2 separate regions of the Homo sapiens genome follow, and region 1 is linked to region 2. Evidence: chromatin loops called from intact Hi-C (ENCODE). Cell type or tissue: tibial artery. All regions are shown on one strand. Links, peaks and the distances in the headings refer to the core of each region. The heading gives the core; the rest is flanking DNA. Region 1 overlaps SMIM22 (small integral membrane protein 22). Region 2 overlaps ANKS3 (ankyrin repeat and sterile alpha motif domain containing 3).

Region 1 (2,895 bases), core at 1-2,500, 90 kb before region 2:
CCCTGCAGCTGATGGACGCAGTGATGCTGCAGCTGACCAGAGCCCGAAACCGGCTCACCACCCCCGCCACCCTCACCCTCCCCGAGATCGCCGCCAGCGGCCTCACGGTCAGTGCCCCTGCCAGCCCCTGCTGCAGGAGAGGGGTCCCACAGTGGGTCCCAGCTTGCCCTCAGGATGGACGCGGAGGGGTGCCACTCCCAGATTATAGGTGGAATATTCTGTCTAGGCAGGTTTCTGGGATGGGGTCCTTGGCTTCCGTCCTGTGCCCCTAAAATACGTTAACCCTGTTTCGGGTTAGTGGTTCCCAAACCTGACAGCACAGGAGATACTTGGGGCACCTGGGAAAAGTCTGGAAGCCCCCATTGATGAGAAGAGCATCTCTGGGGTGGGGACTGGGATCCCCTGCAGACTCCATGAGTGACTGCAGAGCCCCGCTCCATCCAGCCTGGGCTGGGGGCTTGCGAGGGCCTCATCCCACCTGCCTCCCGCAGCGGATGTTCGCCCCTGCCCTGCCGTCCGACCTGCTGGTCAACGTCTACATCAACCTCAACAAGCTCTGCCTCACGGTGTACCAGCTGCATGCCCTGCAGCCCAACTCCACCAAGGTGAGGAGGGACCCCTGCCCGGCCCACTGCCCGCCATGCACACGCCCTGCAAGGCCTGACGGGTCTGGTGCTGTTCTCCCTAGAACTTCCGCCCAGCTGGGGGCGCGGTGCTGCATAGCCCTGGGGCCATGTTGTAAGTAGGCAGGGGCGGGGGGTCCAGGCACGCCCACCCCATCCCTCCACACCTGGAGGGCCGGGACCCTCCTCAGGGACCCTCTCACTGCCCACAGCGAGTGGGGCTCTCAGCGCCTGGAGGTGAGCCACGTGCACAAAGTGGAGTGCGTGATCCCCTGGCTCAACGACGCCCTGGTCTACTTCACCGTCTCCCTGCAGCTCTGCCAGCAGCTCAAGGACAAGGTGGGCCCGGGCCGAGCGCCTTCATTAGGGGAAGGACTTCTAAGGGTCCTTGCCACACCCTCAGAGCGCCCCAACCTTGGGGTCTGGTGTACCCCACAGCACTGCGAGGCAGCAATGCCCTGTCCTGACATATTGTCCTTGGGTGACCTTGACATCTCCCCTGGGCTACCCCATCCCCCTTCAGCAACCTACAGCACCCTCTCCCCTTGCAGATCTCCGTGTTCTCCAGCTACTGGAGCTACAGACCCTTCTGATCACAGCACCCAGGAGCTTGTCTCCAGGAAGGCGGCCCCGTCCCCTACTCATACCCACCACAGAGCACCAGCCAGTGCCAACGCCAGGCTGCTATTTATCTCCCTATCCCACCCCCTACCCCACCTAACACATTTGCACTGCCGGGAATGGACACTGGAAGTGCCAGGAGGAAGGAAGGCTGGTTTGGTGGGGTAGTGGGGAGGTCAGGGAGGCGGGGCCAAGGGTGTCCCACATTCCCAACACCGCCCTCTGATCACCATGGGAATCTTTGGACTCAGGACAGGGCCAGGCGCAGGGCTCTCCCTCCTCTCCCCTTCGCTGTCCCCTCCCCCTGGAGGGCATGGTGTCGGGGGGTGGCACTGAGCTATGAGTCCCGGGGATGGTGAGGAACGCCACAGACAGAGCCACCCTAGGAGTGAGTATAGTGCTGGTGACTGTGTTTCATAGCCCCAGTCCAGGGCTGTCTAAGAAATAAAGATCATCAGACTCCACCTGGAGCCCCTGTCTGTCTGTCTGAGTGGGAACCCAGGCAGGGGGTCTCTGGTAGTCAGTGGCCATGAGCTTCAGGAGCCAGCCGTCTCCCCTATTCCCGGAGCCTGGCTTCCGCGTTCCCTGTGCCATGCCAGGGCAGGGCACAGAACCTACTGTCGAGAGGGGACCCTCGGGCTGCCAAGAAGCCCATGGGGTGGCGACAAGAGCTCTACCTGGGACTTTGGGCCACCGAGTCTTTTTTTTTTTTTTTGAGACGGAGTCTCGCTCTATCGCCCAAGCTGGAGTGCAGTGGCGCGATCTCGGCTCACTGCAGGCTCCGCCTCCCGGGTTCAAGTGATTCTCCTGCCTCAGCCTCCCGAGTAGCTGGGACTACAGGTGCCCGCCACCACGCCCGGCTAATTTTTTGTATTTTTAGTAGAGACGGGGATTCACCACGTTAACCAGGATGTTCTCGATCTCCTGACCTCGTGATCCGCCCACCTCGGCCTCCCAAAGTGCTGGGATTATAGGTGTGAGCCACCGCGCCCGGCCTGAGACCAGCTCCCCTCCCAGCTAGGTGACTGAGGATGACCTGGCACAGTCGTGCTGACTGAAGGCTTGGAGAGGCCAGGTGGCCACCTGAGTGGGGCGGCGAGTCCCGCGTCACCCACCCAGACGGGGACTGGAAGACACTGCAGACTCAGGCTCTGGGCAGACAGAAGGCTTTGTTACTGCCACCGGGCAGGAGACACAGGGTCAGGGTTCCAGGGCCAAGTTATCCACTCCCTTGGGTCTTTCCTGCACGAGAAGCACAGCGGGACCAAGCAGGTTCGCTCGTTGTTCCCTAGGGGGATGAGCACCCTTCCCGCCACTCCCCTCACCTTCCGCCTCCACCCCCAGTACAGTTCCGTGCAGGTCCCAGAGGCCGGCAGGGCTCACCTTCCAGGGGCTCACCTTCCTGGGGCTTTCCCTGCGGGGCCCGGGGGAGCTGCAGCAGCAGCAGTGGGCGACGACCAGCAGCAGCAGGAGCAGCACGGTGCCTGGGGACAGGACAGGCGTCCAGGTGTGGCCCCAACCTGGAGCCCAGGGCAGGGGGCTGGGAGGACCCAGAGGCCACAGCCACACTTACCCATGAAGGTGAGGAAAACAATGAAGGCAACAGTGTCCCATGTGGACTGGAAAAACTGGTGGCTCTTCAGTCTCCCCA
Region 2 (2,904 bases), core at 250-2,749:
CTTCTTATTTTGAATATTTGTGTTTGTTCTTTTTTTTTTTTTGAGACAGAGTCTCGCTCTGTTGCCCAGGCTGGAGTGCAGTGGCGCGATCTCGGCTCACTGCAACCCCCGCCTCCCAGGTTCAAGCGATTCTCCTGCCTCAGCCTTTTGAGTAGCTGGGACTACAGGGTGCCCACCACCACACCTGGCTAATTTTTTTTTTGTATTTTTAGTAGAGACAGGGTTTCACTGTGTTAGCCAGGATGGTCTCGATCTCCTCACCTCGTGATCTGCCCACCTCGGCCTCCCAAACTGCTAGAATTACAGGTGTGAGCCACCGTGCGCAGCCTCTTCCTTTTTTTCTTAAGTTAAATACTAGTACTTTGTCTGTTTAGTGGAAAAACAAGAAAAACCCATCGGATTTTGATTTATTAATGAGACCTACTGATTGTCTGTTTAATTTCTGCTTTTATTTTTATTTGGCTTACTTTGTTGTTCTAGTTTTTTGAGTTGGAAACTTCTTTCATTTTCATTGTTGCCCTTTTGTTGCTAAATGTTAGAGGCTGTGAATTTTTGCTGATTGCTGCTTTAAGTGTATTCTGGGGGTTCTGTATTTAATACTTTCCTTGTTATTTTTAGAAATTCTGTAATTTTTATTTATATTTTCTCCTTCACCCAGGAGTTGTCTAATAGAAGTATTATGATTGTTTTTGTTTGTTAATTTCTAGATGGAAGGGCCTTTTTGATCTTGCAATTAATTTCTCATGTTATTCTGATTAACTTTAATGTGTCTGATCAGAGAGTGTTTATAATTCTTACATTTACATAACTTCCTTGTCATCTTATTTATCATCTACTGATCTATCTATATATATATATATTTTTTTCAGATGTAGTCTCACTCTGTCACCCAGGCTGGAGTGCCCAAGTGCGATCTTGACTCACTGCAACCTCTGCCTCCCAGGTTCAAGCGACTCTCCTGCCTCAGCCTCCCGAGTAGTTGGGATTCCAGGCATCTGCCACCACGCCTGGCTCATTTTTTTTTGTATTTTTAGTAGGGACAGGGTTTCACCATGTTGGCCAGGTTGGTCTTGAAGTCCTGACCTCAAGTGATCCGCCCACCTCGGCCTCCCAAAGTGCTGGGATTACAGGCGTGAGCCACCGCGCCCGGCCCTGATCAATATTTTTTAGTGTTCCGTGTTTTGCTTGAGAAGTTGTATTCTCTATTATCTGTATACAGTTTAGCATATCTGTGAGTCTATCTTATTTAGGATTATGTACTCTTAGTTCATTTTCTACAAAATTACCTATTAGCGTGTTTCTGATTTATGAAGGAAGTTGGTGCATTTTTTGGTGACAGATTTTCATAACTTGTTATAGATTCACTGTGAATTATGGCTTTTAGTATTAGAAGTGTCCTTCTGGCTGGGCATGGCCCATACCTGTAATCCGAGCACTTTGGGAGGCCAAGGCGGGCAGATCCCCTGAGGTCAGGAGTTCGAGACCAGTCCAGCCTACATGGTGAAACCTTGTCTCTACTCAAAATACACAAATTAGCCAGGCATGGTGGCACATACTTACAATCCCAGCTACTCGGGAGGCTGAGGCAGGAGAATCACTTGAACCCGGGAGGCGGAGGTTACAATGAGCCGAGATTGTGCCACTGCACTCCAGCCTAGGTGACGGAGTGAAACTCTGTTTCAAAAAAAAAAAAAAAAAAGTGTCCTTCCGTGTCATATTTAATGTGTTTTGCCCTGAATTCCACGTTGATAGCAGGATTGCAGCCCTGGCTCTTTTGTGGTTTCCATCTGCCTGTTCTTTTTAAGCTGCTCTGAGGGTGTGTTGGGTGCTGAGATTCACGCAGCTGCCGTTCCCTTGCTTATTGCTGCCTCTTTGCATTTGTCTTACAGCTCCCTCCCCTTCAGCTTGGATGGAAGCACAGTCTCCCTGGAGTGCTATAGATCTTTGAGTGTGAGGAGGTGTGTGTCCATATGGCTAGCTCAGTCGCCAGAGCTTGAGCCTCGTCATGGGGAAGGACAGAGTGGCCCACGTTCAGGGCCTGAGCTCTCCCTCTTTGCTGGCCTGCCCTGAGTTGTCCTGTCAGTTTGCACCTGAGCGAGCAGCTCCTTTCTCAGTGTCAGGCTCAGCCCAGCCTCTTCCCTGGCATTGGGATTGTTTCATAATAAACACAGCTCAGGTGGTAATGCAAAGGACCTTTCCCTTCATTTCTGCCCCAGCTTACCCACTCCACAAGGAGATCTCATCATTTCCTCCTGTATACAACTCACGTATCTCTTAAAAGTAGAATCAGATCAGAGCCTTATACAAATCAAATATGAAAAACTGAAAAGCTACAAAATAATAAAAGCTCTGGTTTGAGCTCTGAAAGCTCAGACTGGGAAGTGATTTGAAACAGTTTATAATCATAGCAAACACATGCCATGCTTTAGAAAATACAAAATTGTGGCTGGGCGCTGTGGCTCACTCCTGTGATGCCAGCACTTTGTGGGAGGCCAAGGTGGGCGGATCACAAGGTCAGGAGATCGAGACCAGCCTGGCCAACATGGTGAAACCCCGTCTCTACTAAAAATACAAAAACAAGATTAGCTGGGCATGGTGGCCGGGTGCCTGTAGTCCCAGCTACTTGGGAGCCTGAGGCAGGAGAGTGGCGTGAACCCAGGAGGTGGAGCTTGCAGTGAGCCGTGATCGCACCATTGCACTCCTGCCTGGGTGACAGAGCAAGACTCCGTCTCAAAAAAATAAAGAAAAAAAAAAGAAAATACAGAATTGCTTAATAAGTTGTTTCCAGCCGGGCACAGTGGTAACGTGCCTATAATCCCAGCACTTTGCGAGGCTGAGGTGGGTGGATCACCTGAGGTCAGGAGTTCAAGACCAGCCTAATATGATGAAACCCCATCTCTACTA

The links. Hi-C counts contacts between places; a loop is a spot of excess contacts. Peaks named below come from ENCODE experiments on the same cell type or tissue, not always from the same donor. Only the 100,000 strongest peaks of a DNase experiment are listed, where the experiment ranks them.
Region 1: it touches region 2 in a loop (4-fold over the local background); 11 of 110 quality-filtered maps call a loop at or near these places.

Annotation. Positions count from the first base shown.
Region 1 is chr16:4,795,781-4,798,675 of GRCh38, reverse strand. SMIM22 (small integral membrane protein 22) reads right to left here. Exons shown (of 4, transcript NM_001253794.2): 2 at 2,818-2,895; 3 at 2,628-2,728; 4 at 2,185-2,486. The coding sequence ends at 2,445. It overlaps ROGDI (rogdi atypical leucine zipper), which reads left to right. Exons shown (of 11, transcript NM_024589.3): 7 at 9-107; 8 at 492-605; 9 at 689-738; 10 at 836-962; 11 at 1,175-1,708. The coding sequence ends at 1,216. Among named protein-coding and RNA genes, the nearest start is that of SMIM22, 1.9 kb to the right of the region's middle. In tibial artery, for the core only: no CTCF peak of the experiment used is centred there; no DNase peak of the experiment used is centred there.
Region 2 is chr16:4,706,077-4,708,980 of GRCh38, reverse strand. The region is part of intron 7 of ANKS3 (ankyrin repeat and sterile alpha motif domain containing 3); the gene reads left to right. Among named protein-coding and RNA genes, the nearest start is that of NUDT16L1, 14 kb to the right of the region's middle. In tibial artery, for the core only: no CTCF peak of the experiment used is centred there; no DNase peak of the experiment used is centred there.